Linked DNA regions of Homo sapiens: region 1 is linked to region 2. A link is a contact called in ENCODE Hi-C or POLR2A ChIA-PET data. All regions are on one chromosome and are shown on one strand. Each heading gives the region's core, a stretch centred on a gene start or an enhancer-like site at or near the end of the contact. The rest is flanking DNA. Distances are from core to core; before and after follow the strand shown.

Region 1 (5,834 bases), core at 2,625-5,124, 220 kb before region 2:
AGGGAACTTATGTGGGAGTCCTAAGTAGCCCAGGACAAACATTGCCAGCCAGATAGCCAGTCCACAGGAGCTGAAAACTCACCTTCTTCATCCTGCTGCAACTTCTACTGACCACGCCATACCCAGCTGGCCCTGCCCACCAACAGACTCTAACTTACAGACATAGGGCCAGCTGCTCTTGCTCCTGAAAGGGCCATGAATCCAAGGATTGCTCATCAGTAAGCTGGTCAGCTACCCATGAATCGACCTTACGCAACACAAAATATTTGCCCAGCAACTGCAACCTTCATTGGATATGACAATTCACTGGACTCCTTATGAGGCTTGGCATTAAAAATATGGAAATAAATTGGTGAATTGAGAAGAAAAGGAGGCCAAAGCAAACACATAAAAACAGATACCTCCATGATAAGGAAAACCAAGGTATTTAAATCTCCTATGACCACGTCAAAAGAAACCAGGTGAAGCATGTGCATAGCTTTCTATGTGCAGCTTTACAACCAGCCCCTAATGACCTGTCCTCCCTTGAGAACAAAGCCTGAGGCAAATCTTCGCAGCTCCTGCTTTGTGAGGAGATGGGTGCAATCCCGGGGCAGCAAGAGTGAGGGCAGGAAGCAAAGCGGGAGTGGGGAAAGCAGATGCAAGGGATGTGCTGCCAGCTGCTCATGGCCTCAGAAGACACAGCTGGCTGTCCAGGTATATGGGACGTTCAGGGGCAGGCCAAAGGCATCACCATACCTGGAGCAATGTGAGTGTGAGTGGGAGGAGGAGGGAGGTGGGCAGGGAAGGGAGAAAAATTCACAACTGCCACCACCTCCTGTCTCAATGGTCAAACCTCCTTGTGTGGGGCATGAAGCCCCCTCCTGCCCACACCTCCTTCAGGCTGTCTTCACCCTGTACAGGTACGTGAACTCACCTGCACTTCCTGGTCAAGGCCCCAGGCCCTGTACTTTGCAGCTGTGCGCTCAGATCCACACTTCACCTGAGTCGGGATGTGGTGGGAGCAGCCCAGACCACATGAGACCACAAGGCCAGGACTAGGGAGTAGGTGCCAGGCTGCTGTGGTTCTCAGCCCTGAGCCAGATACAGGGCACCTGGGGGCAGGCAGGTGGGGCCAGGTGAATGAATGTGGGAGGCAGATGCAGACATTTGGCCCAATATAACCCCTCTTAGTAAAGTGACCTGAGGTTTACATTCTTACAGTTCAAGAGCCTAACTCTTGAAAATTCACATTGAATTATTCTCACCCTCATCATGCCTCCTCATCTCCCAGTGCCAGCTACAACCACTTCCAAAATCAGCTCTAGTCGAAACATCACTTCACACATTCAGACTCAAGTTATCCTATTACGGCACCCCCACCAACACCATAGCCTTCATACATCTGTAGGCCAACATTTCCCTATCCAAAAACCATGTGCTCCATTCAGAGGCAAAGCATTCTCAGACTGCATGCCCCAAGAATTGTATCTGGAAAATATAATTGCAATGGTCACAGCACTATGGTATGCCAAGGCAGGTGGTTCCTGGCCTGTTCCCAAAGCTTTACATGCTTGTGGGGAGAGGTTCACAAAGACTTTATAATGCTTTTTGCTTTGAAATACCTCAACGTGCACAGGCTGGGCAATGCTATGTAAAGTTTGATATGTTTCATTGCATAAAGTTACATGAGGATTTGGATATTAGGGAGGCTGTGGGTACTTGGGGGAAAGGTAGACCAGAAGTCAGGATTGTTGGCTCCTTGTAGTCCCTGCTCAGACACTAACCTCACGTGACGTGGGGCGTACAGATGTCAACTGTGGCAAAAAAAAAAAAAAAAAAAAAAAAGGAGAGACGGAAAAAGCCTAGGAACAGTCCACAAAGCCTTAATGCTGCTGAGCCGCTGGCTGTTATTCTTCCGACATCACAGCATACAAGTGCTGCAGTCCCCCATCATTTCCCACAGGCCTCAAAACCTTCTGGGGAGCTGCAAAACACAGATGCCTGGACCTTCCACACAGAAATCTCTTCGTGGAGAAGGCAGCCAGATTCTAGTGTGATCTGAGGGACTCCACATCCAAAGGCTCCACAGGTCCCAAACATCTTCCTAGGCCAGAGTCATCATTCCTGATATGCCAGCCACTTTTGTCACTGCACAAGTAGCCATGCTCTCTTTTGAGTTAAGACATTATGTTTTGTTTTTGTTTTGTTTTGTTTTTGAGGCAGGGTCTCACTCTGTCACCCAGGCTGGAGTGCAGTGGTGCAAACACAGCTCAAGGTAGCCTCAACCCCCTTAAGCCTCCCACCTCAGCCTCCCAAGTAGCTGGGACCACAGGCAGGCACCACCACACCTGACTAATTTTTACATTTTTTGTAGAGACAACGGCTTGCTATGTTACCTAGGCTAGTCTTAAACTCCTGGACTCAAGCAACCCTCCCCCATCAGCCTCCCAAGGTGCCAGGATTACAGGCATGAGCCACCGTGGTCAGCCTATTATGTTATTTTTTCAAAGGTGCTCTATTCAGTTAGCTAACACCACAGCAAGGATCCATCTAACTGTTTAGTTAAGGACAACCCAGAGCAGGGCCTGAGGCCACAGGACAGAGAAGTCAAGTTTTGATGGGGAAAGCCATTTGGGCCATCTTCCCGATAGGGCTGTCTGTGGTGCCATAGATACGGCAGGATGGCATCGGGCATCTGGAAAGGAGTGGGGAGGCCCTGGAAGCTGGCCTCGAGGGACACAAGAACAAACTTTGTGAACTTTCCCAAATGTGCCCAGGCAATCTCAGTCCCATGGTTACATTTTGACTCCCACAACGAATGCGAAGCCTTGGAGAATGAATGGGTTTTGTTTGGATTTTCTGAGAAGCATCTTAATTCAAGACCTTTTGCCTGAGTGAGTCAGAGGCAGGAAAGCCTCCAGTCCCACACCAGCTGGTACTTTTCCATTGCCTCCTCCTGGATTATATAACACAGCACATTTTTAGAAACTTGGTTCTAGTTGTAGACTTCTGAGCTAAAATTTCAGCTTCCCAGTCCTCACACTGTCACTTTTTCAAGAGAGGAGATATTCGTGGTTTTGAGCAATGGAGAGACGCTGGAGAATAATATACTCATTATATGGAAAAGGAATACAGAGTTCCATGCAGTCATCTCAAAATATTTCCCTCCCACACCTGTGTTTATATAGGGACATGATAAGAGACCCCGAAACTGACTGTTTCATCTTGTTGCACCTGGGAGAGTGCCTCTGCTGGGATACTTTGAGTGTACAGTCACATGTGGAGGTAGTGTATTAGCTAAATTCATACTAACATGTAATCGATTGATATAGCATCCAGAGAAGCATTCTGTGGCAAGGAAGTTTCATGGGGCCATCTTGAGAAAACTGAGCCCCTGAAATAAGCAGAGGCTGGAGCAAGAGGAGGGAAATGTGTCGACAGAGATGGAGGGAAGAGCTTGTGGTAAAAAGGAAACTGAGGTGTAGACCATTTCCACAACAGTCAAGTCCATGTTGCAAGATGACCGATTACAAGGACCAGATTCCAGGTCTCTCACTTCTCACCTCCCTTCTTAAAATACCCAGCCTCACCTTCCGTAAACCGTTTGTCCAAAACAGCTCCTTGTCCCAAGGACCAAGTTTGACCAAATCCTCTCCTATTTAAGTAGAAGCAGAAAAGCACCAGCCCGATGCCAACCTGTCTTCTTCAGCAGCATTTCGGGCAAATCCATTTGCACAGTGAGTGGCGTTTCTTGTTTTGATGTCTACTTAGCCCCCAAAGACACGAAAGCTTAGTCACAGCCCAAAACATGGGACCAAAGCCAAACAGGAATCGAAAGAATCAAAGACAAAGCAAAAGCATGCCAGCTGCAGCTGTTAAGTCTTCTCCGCCAGCCCCATGTCTGGTTTCCTTCCCTTTCATGCCCACAAACACTGACATTTGTGTACATGCCATTCCCGAGGGCCTTCAGATTTAAAACACACACACACCCATCATTTTCAGCTGCACTTCAGAGAAGTGTCTCATAAACTATGCAGAGAGCTACAGCTTAATTCTGGCTTAATATGTTTCTAGACACCTGATTTTTTTGCTGCAATGGCCATTGTATTGCCTTGTATAGCCTTTCTCCAGGTGAATGGGACATCCCTGTCCCACAATTTCTGTTGGAGTTGCATTTTAGATGAATGTCGACAGTAGACCCAGAGAAGTAAACTAGTGGAGGAGTGGAAAGGTCTTGATATAGAAGTCCTCAGATCCCTGCCCCTGTTTCCACAATGAAGGCAGCTATGTATTTAACACTTGTCCAGCATCTACTTGGGTAACATGGCTTTCCTTGGGGTGCCCTCTCTGCTTTATGGTTTACAGGACAATCACAGTTATCCACCTCCAAAGAATTGTCCATCAAGTCAGTCCATGGAGAGACATGGTGATATGGTTTGGCTGTGTCCCCACCCAAATCTCATCTTGAATTCCCACGTGTTGTGGGAGGGACCTGGTGGGAGGTAACTGAGTTATGGGGGCGGGTCTTTCCCGTGCTGTTCTTGTGATGGTGAATTAGTCTCATGAGATCTGATGGTTTTATAAAGAGGCATGTTCCTGCACAATCTCTCTCTGTTTGCCTGCCACCATCCATGTAAGATGTGACTTGCTCCTCCTTGCCTTCTGCCACGATTGTGAGGCCTCTCCAGCCATGTGGAACTATAAGTCCATTAAACCTCTTTTTTTTCCCCAGTCTCAGATATGGCTTTATCAGTAGCATGAAAACAGACTAATGCAGTAAATTGGTACCAGTAGAGTGGGGCACTGCTGAAAAGATACACAAAAATGTGGAACTGGGTAACAGGCAGAGGTTGGAACAGTTTGGAGGACTCAGAGGAAGACAGAAAAATGTGGGACAGTTTGGAACTTCCTAGAGACTTGCTGAATGGCTTTTACCAAAATGCTGATAATGATATGGACAGTGAAATCCAGGCTGAGGTGGTCTCAGATGGAGATGAGGAACTTGTTGGGAATTGGAACAAAGGTAACTCTTGTTACGTTTTAGCAAAGAGACTGACAGCATTTTGCCCCAGCCCTAGAGATTTGTGGAACTTTGAACTTGAGAGAGATGATTTAGGGTATCTGGTGGAAGATTTCTATTTCTAGGCAGCAAAGCATTCAAGAGGTGACTTGGATGCTGTTAAAGGCATTCAATTTTAAAAGGGAAACAGATCATTAAAGTTTGTAAAATTTTCAGGCTGACAATGTGATAGAAACAAAAATCCCATTCTCTGAGGAGAAATTAAAGCTGGCTGCAGAAATTTGCATTAGTAATGAAGATCTGAATGTTAATCACCAGGACAATGGGGAAAATGTCTCCAGGGCATGTCAGAGACCTTTGCGGCAGCCCCTCCCATCACAGGCCTGGAGGTTTAGGAGGAAAAAATGGTTTCGTGGGCTAGGCCCAGGGTCTCTCTGCTGTGCGCAGTCTAGGAACTTGGTGCCCTGAGTCCCAGCCACTCCACCCATAACTAAAAGGGGCCAAGGTACAGCTCAGGCTGTTGTTTCAGAGGGTGGAAGCCCCAAGCCTTGGCAGCTTCCACGTGGTGTTGAGCCTGCAGGTGCACAGAAGTCAAGAATTAAGTCGACTCTACCTAGATTTCAGAGGATGTATGGAAATGCCTGGATGCCCAAGCAGAAGTTTGCTGCAGGGGTGGGGCCCTCATTGAAAACCTCTGCTAGGGCAGTGCAGAAGGGAAATGTGGGGTCAGAGTCTCCACACAGAGTCCCTACTGGGGCACTGCCTAGTGGAGCTGTGAGAAGGCCACTGTCCTCCAGACCCCAGAATGGTAGATCCACCAACAGCTTGCACC
Region 2 (5,675 bases), core at 343-2,842:
GTGCAGGATGTGCCTTGTTAACAATATGTTTGCAGGCAGTATGCTTGGTAAAAGTCATCGCCATTCTCCATTCTCGATTAACCAGGGACACCATGCACTGCAGAAGGCTGCAGGGACCTCTGCCCAAGAAAGCCTGGGTATTGTCCAAGGTTTCCCCCCACTGAGACAGCCTGAGATATGGCCTCCTGGGAAGGGAAAGACCTGACCGTGCCCCAGCCAGACACCCGTAAAGGGTCTGTACTGAGAAGTAGTGAAAGAGAGGGGGCCTCTTTGCAGTTGAGATAAGAGGAAGCCTTCTGTCTCCTGCTCATCCCTGGGAATGGAATGTCTCGGTGTAAAGCAGACCAATCCCATTCGTTCTATTCTGAGATAGGAGAAAACCGCCCTGTGGCTGTAGGCGATATGCTGGCAGCAATACTGCTCTGTTACTCTTTGCTACACTGAGATGTCTGAGTAAAGGGAAACATAAACTTAGCCTATGTGCACATCAGGGCACAGTACCTTTCCTTGAACTTATTCATGATACAGATTCCTTTGCTCACATGTTTCCCTGCTGACCTTCTCCCCACCTGTTGCCCTGCTACACTCCCCTCGCCAAGATAGTAAAAATAATGATCAATACTGAGGGAACTCAGAGACGGCCACCAGTGCGGGTCCTTCGTATGCTGAGTGCCAGTCCCCTGGGCCCACTGTTCTTTATACTTTGTGTCTTATTTCTTTTCTCAGTATCTCCTCCCACCTGACGAGAAACACCCACAGGTGTGGAGGGGCTGGCCCCCTTCAGAAGTCTTTCAAATACTTCCAGACAGGGGTCAAGTGTGCCCAGTCCTGCCATGTCTGGGTTAAACATCCCCAATTCTTCAACCATGCCTCCTGTGACTTATTTCCTGACCCTTCACCCGCTCACTCACTCTCCCCAAATTCACCGCAGGCCCTGTTCATGAAGATTCGGATGGAGCCACAGACCCAACGCATACGAGGTCCTCAGGGAGTCTGTGTCCCACACTGGGGGCTAGGAGCGGTCCCCGGGTGCTCACTGGCGGCGCCTCCACCGCGGACCTGCCCCAGCCCCGCATCCACGCGCGGGGTGGGGTGGGCCGCCCACTTCTCCCGCGCCCTCAACCCACAGGGAAACGGGCTGCGCGCCCGGGCCGCCCCGCAGAGTCCAGATGCCTAAATCCCTCCTAGTCTGTTTCCTCATCTGCGGCCTGCACGCCCGCCGCAGCCACACCCAACGCCGGGACGCGCAAAAACACCTGCCGGGCCTATTTCCTCTCGGGTATTATTTACAGCCGCTCCCAGGCCTTCTCGGAAAACATCCTTTGCCGGAAACACAACCCCAGGTCCCCAGAGCGTAGGGGGCCCAGCGCCGGATCCACGCGGAGCTCACGAGCCGGACAGTCGCCGCAGAGCAGGCTGGGGCCGCGCGGCGCACGCCGGGAGGGCGCGCGACAGCACGTGAACGCGGCGTGCCGCACGGCCCGGGAAGGGCGGGGTGCGCGCTGACCGGCTCGTGCGCCGCAGGCAGCAGCCAATCCGCGCGGACCACCCCCAGGCCCCGCCCCCGCCGGTCCCGCCACGCCCCCGTCGGGCCCGCAGCTGCTCCCGGGGCCCGGGACCCAGCTGGCTTAGGCGCCCGAGGTGCACCTGGGAGGAAGCAGGCGCGGGGTGCAATGGAGGGTGGAGGCGCGCACCGTGCCCAGAGCGGGGCTCCCGGGAGCTGATGTCCCGTCTGGCCCCCCTACCTCCCAGCTGGGTCCCCACCTACCCGCCCTGTCTTACCGCCCTCAGCACAGGGACCTGCCTCTGTCCCCACGACGCCAGGCTCCAGGTGTATCTAGGACTAAAGAGTTGACATCCAGTCTATATAGGGTTGTGGGGGGTTACCTTAAAAGTTCCTTTTTGTTATTAAAAAAAGTAATATACACTTGTGCAGTGATTGAGAACAATAGAGGGAGGGAACATAAAATATTCGTGATGGAGTTCCCTTCCAGACTTCCCGTCTCTGGAGATATTTTCTTAAGCCCCAGGAGGCTTGGTCTTGGCCCCCACCTCTGCATTGAATGTCTGATCTCCCTCAACTCGGTGTCATCACACATGGGATAGGGGTCAGAGGTTATCACGAGGAATTTTATGTTGCTAATGAGTACAGCCAGTAGCAAAGGAGATTCAAGATGAAGACAACATTCCTGGGGAAAACACAGAAAGCAAATGAAAGATACAATTATGGGACGGGGGAAGGAGAGGAAGAACTCTGTGCTGCTGGACTGGAATAACTGATCCGTTTGAATTTACAATTTTAAAATGTTTCCCAGCTCCATCCATGAAAAACGCCCTGGAAACACGGACACTCCGGTAGCAAGAAGAGGCACACAAAAGCCCAGATCCAGCCTTCTAAGGACCATCCTCCACTGAAAGTACCCAGGGATCCTTGGAGGAGTGGCTGCTCCCAAGGCCGAGACTGGGAAGGACACAAGGAGCCTGGAACAGGAGTTAAGACAGAGCTCAAAAGCTGAAGGGGGCGTGTCAAGGACACAGCAGCCAGCCTGAAAGGGTTCTCACCCAAACTGGGAGTGGCTTGAGCATCAATTGAGTATGTCAGGAATGGATTCTAACACATGCAGTCATAATTTTAAAAATCCCGGAGTCCACATTGGTACTATTACTACTATTAATAATGATGATGAAATTAAAGCTAGTAAAAGGGAGGATGGGCAGGAAAGAGCTTCTTTACAAAAGAATGCCAACTAATAAATGTGGAAAGAATGACAAAAATGGTAAATAGCCATTTTACGGACACTCTGATAAGTGTTTCACTCAAGAATCATCAATAGATGCTAAAGCTATGAAATAAAAGATTATTCCTTGTATATACACACCCCAAAGAATTGAAAGCAAGGTTTCAAAGAGATGTTTGTAGACCCATGTTCGCAGCAGCATTATTGACAACAGCCAGAAGGTAGAGTAATCCATGTGTCCAACAACAGATGAATGGATACACAAAATGTGACTAAACACACAGAACATTACTCCGCCTCCAAAAAGATGGAAATTCTGACCCATGCTACAACGTGGATGAGCCGTGAGCACTTGATGCTAAGTGAAATAGGCCAGGCACAAACAGACAAATGTTGTAAGATTCCACTCACATGAGTTCCCTAGAATAGTCAGATTCAGAGACAGAAAGAATGGTGGCTGCCAGGAGCTGGGGATTGTGAAGAATGAGAGTTATTGTTTAATGGGTGCAGAGTTTCAGTCTTGCAGGATGAAAAAGTTCTAGAGATGGTTGGTGGTGATGGTTGTACAACACTGAATATATTTAACACCACTGAGCTGTATACTTAAAAATGTTGAAGATGGTAAATTATAAGTGTATTTACCACAATTAAAAATGTTTACATTAGAAATTAAAGGCCACCCTGGGCAACATAGTGAAACCCTGTTTCTACAAAATTAAAAATTAAAAAATTAGCCAGGCATGGTGGCACCCTCCTGTAATCCCACCCACTCGGGAGGCTGAGGTGGGAGGATCGCTTGAGCCCAGGAATTCTAGACAACAGCAAGTCCTGATGGCACCACTGCACTCCAGCCTGGGTGACAAAGTGAGATTCTCTCTCTCTCTCTCTCTCTATATATATATATGTGTGTGTGTGTATATATATGTGTGTGTGTATATATATATGTGTGTGTGTATATATATACATATGTGTGTATATATATACATATGTGTGTATATATCTATGACTCAAGGACATGACAAAATGAAATAAAATAATTTTTTAAATTTTTTATAAAGATTATTGGGAACAGGATATTTTATTCACACTTTGTGAGTGACTGCAAAGGATCCCTCCACAGATAACTTTTTAGTTACAAATGGGAAAAGTTACCTTTACAAATGATCCAAACAAATGGGATCCTCATATTGCTGGTAAAGAGTCACCCTATCACTGCTCCAGGCAGGGGGAACTTGCAGAGGCCCTGAGTCGTAAGTCTTGAGTGTTTGAGCAACAGAAAGAAGAGGCCAAATGAGGTCAGGCGCCGTGGCTCACACCTGTAATTCCAGCACTTTGGGAGGACAAGGCAGGTGAACCATCTGAGGTCAGGAGTTCAAGACCAGCCTGCCCAACATGGTGAAACCCCGTCTCTACTAAAAATACAAAAAGTAGCTGGGCATGGTGGCAGGCACCTGTAGTCCCAGCTACTCGGGAGTCTGAGGCAGGAGAATTGCTTGAACCCGAGAAGCGGAGGTTGCAGTGAGCCAAGATCACACCATTCCACTCCAGCCTGGGCTTCAAGAGTGAAACTCTATCTCAAAAAAATAAAAAAATAAATTAAAAAAATTTAAAAAAAGGCCAAATGCATCAAGGTTGGGAGATGACTGGAGAAGTGACCTGTCATTTCTCTTTTAACTTCTCATTTTGACGTAATTTCAAATTTAGAAAATTTTTAAGTAGTACAAAGAATCTCCATATATCTTCACTAGTTATTAACATTTTACCATATTTACCATATTTGCTTCATCCTCTTTTTTTTTTTTTTTTTTTTTGAGACAGAGTCTTGCTCTTGTCGCCCAGGCTGGAATGCAATGGCGAGATCTCAGCTCACTGCAGCCTCCACCTCCCGGGTTCAAGCAATTCTCCTGCCTCAGCCTCCTGAGTAGCTGGGATTACAGGTGCGTGCCACCATGCCCAGCTAATTTTTTTGTATTTTTAGTATACAGTGTTTCACTGTGTTTGCCAGGCTGGTCTCGAACTCCTGACTTCAGGTCATCTGCCTGCCTCAGCCTCCCAAAGTGCTGGGATTACAGGCGTGAGCCACCGCACCCAGGAAACTGCTGATCTTGTAACAGGTCAAAAGGGAACTCTTCATTCTTTCTTGCTTTCTGGACCTCAGGTAGAGAGGGTGGGAGCAATCACAGTCCTCGCCTCATCTCAGGCTCTCATCACTGATCCCTGAATGGCCCTCTTTTGTATTTGTTTGTTTAATATAACAGACAACTATGACCCCATCAGCCAATTGACATCTCAATTATTGACATTAAGTGACATGTATTTGTATATTCCCCCATCCTCTGCTTCTGCCTCCCTTCAAATGGAAGTAACCATTATCCTGAATCTTGTAAAAATACATAGTTTTATTATGTATATATTCCTAAAAAGCATTGTTTAGTTTTAGTTGTTTTAATTTTATTTTAAAAAGTATCGTAGGCCGGGCATGGTAGCTCATGCCTGTAATCTCAGCACTTTGAGAGGCTCAGGCGGGAGGATTGCTTGAGTCTAGGAGTTCAAGACCAGCCTGGGCAAGATGGCAAGACCTCGTCTCTATTAAAAAAAAAAACAATAGCCAGGCATGGTGGCACACACCTAAAGTCATAGCAACTGGGGAGGCTGAGGTGGGGGGATTGCTTGAGCCTGGCAGGTCAAAGCTGCAGTGAGTCACTGCACTCCAGCCTAGGTGACAATCCGAGACCCTGTTTCAATAAGTAAATAAATAAAAAGTACCTTACCATATGTAATGATTTTGATGTTTTTGGTTTTTGGTTTTTTGGTGTTTTGTTTTTTTTTTTTTTCCTCAGACGGAGTTTCACTCTTGTTGCCCAGGCTGGAGTGCAATGGTGTAATCTCGGCTCACCGCAACCTCCTCCTCCCGGGTTCAAGCGATTCTCCTGTCTC

The links. A loop is a pair of places that touch in the nucleus more often than their neighbours do. ChIA-PET counts read pairs that join two places held with the same protein, here RNA polymerase II (POLR2A). Pooled maps may share reads with other maps.
Region 1: a pooled map shows a loop between it and region 2 (4-fold over the local background). The contact joins two enhancer-like sites. A Hi-C loop is called at or near these places in 1 of 168 maps with a recorded cell type or tissue (MCF 10A) and 5 of 50 pooled maps. POLR2A ChIA-PET finds 5 or more read pairs at or near these places in 3 of 52 experiments (AG04450, activated CD4-positive, alpha-beta T cell and activated naive CD4-positive, alpha-beta T cell).

What each region holds. Positions count from the first base shown.
Region 1 is chr10:6,380,271-6,386,104 of GRCh38, reverse strand. No RefSeq gene overlaps it. Among named protein-coding and RNA genes, the nearest start is that of LINC02656, 33 kb to the right of the region's middle. Within about 2 kb of position 3,874, at least 7 of the 41 ENCODE cell types and tissues checked have a DNase peak (open chromatin) inside an H3K27ac peak, as active enhancers do.
Region 2 is chr10:6,159,593-6,165,267 of GRCh38, reverse strand. It overlaps a transcript of PFKFB3 not described here. Among named protein-coding and RNA genes, the nearest start is that of MIR3155B, 10 kb to the right of the region's middle. RefSeq lists an enhancer at 846-955 and a silencer at 1,366-1,845. Within about 2 kb of position 1,592, at least 30 of the 41 ENCODE cell types and tissues checked have a DNase peak (open chromatin) inside an H3K27ac peak, as active enhancers do.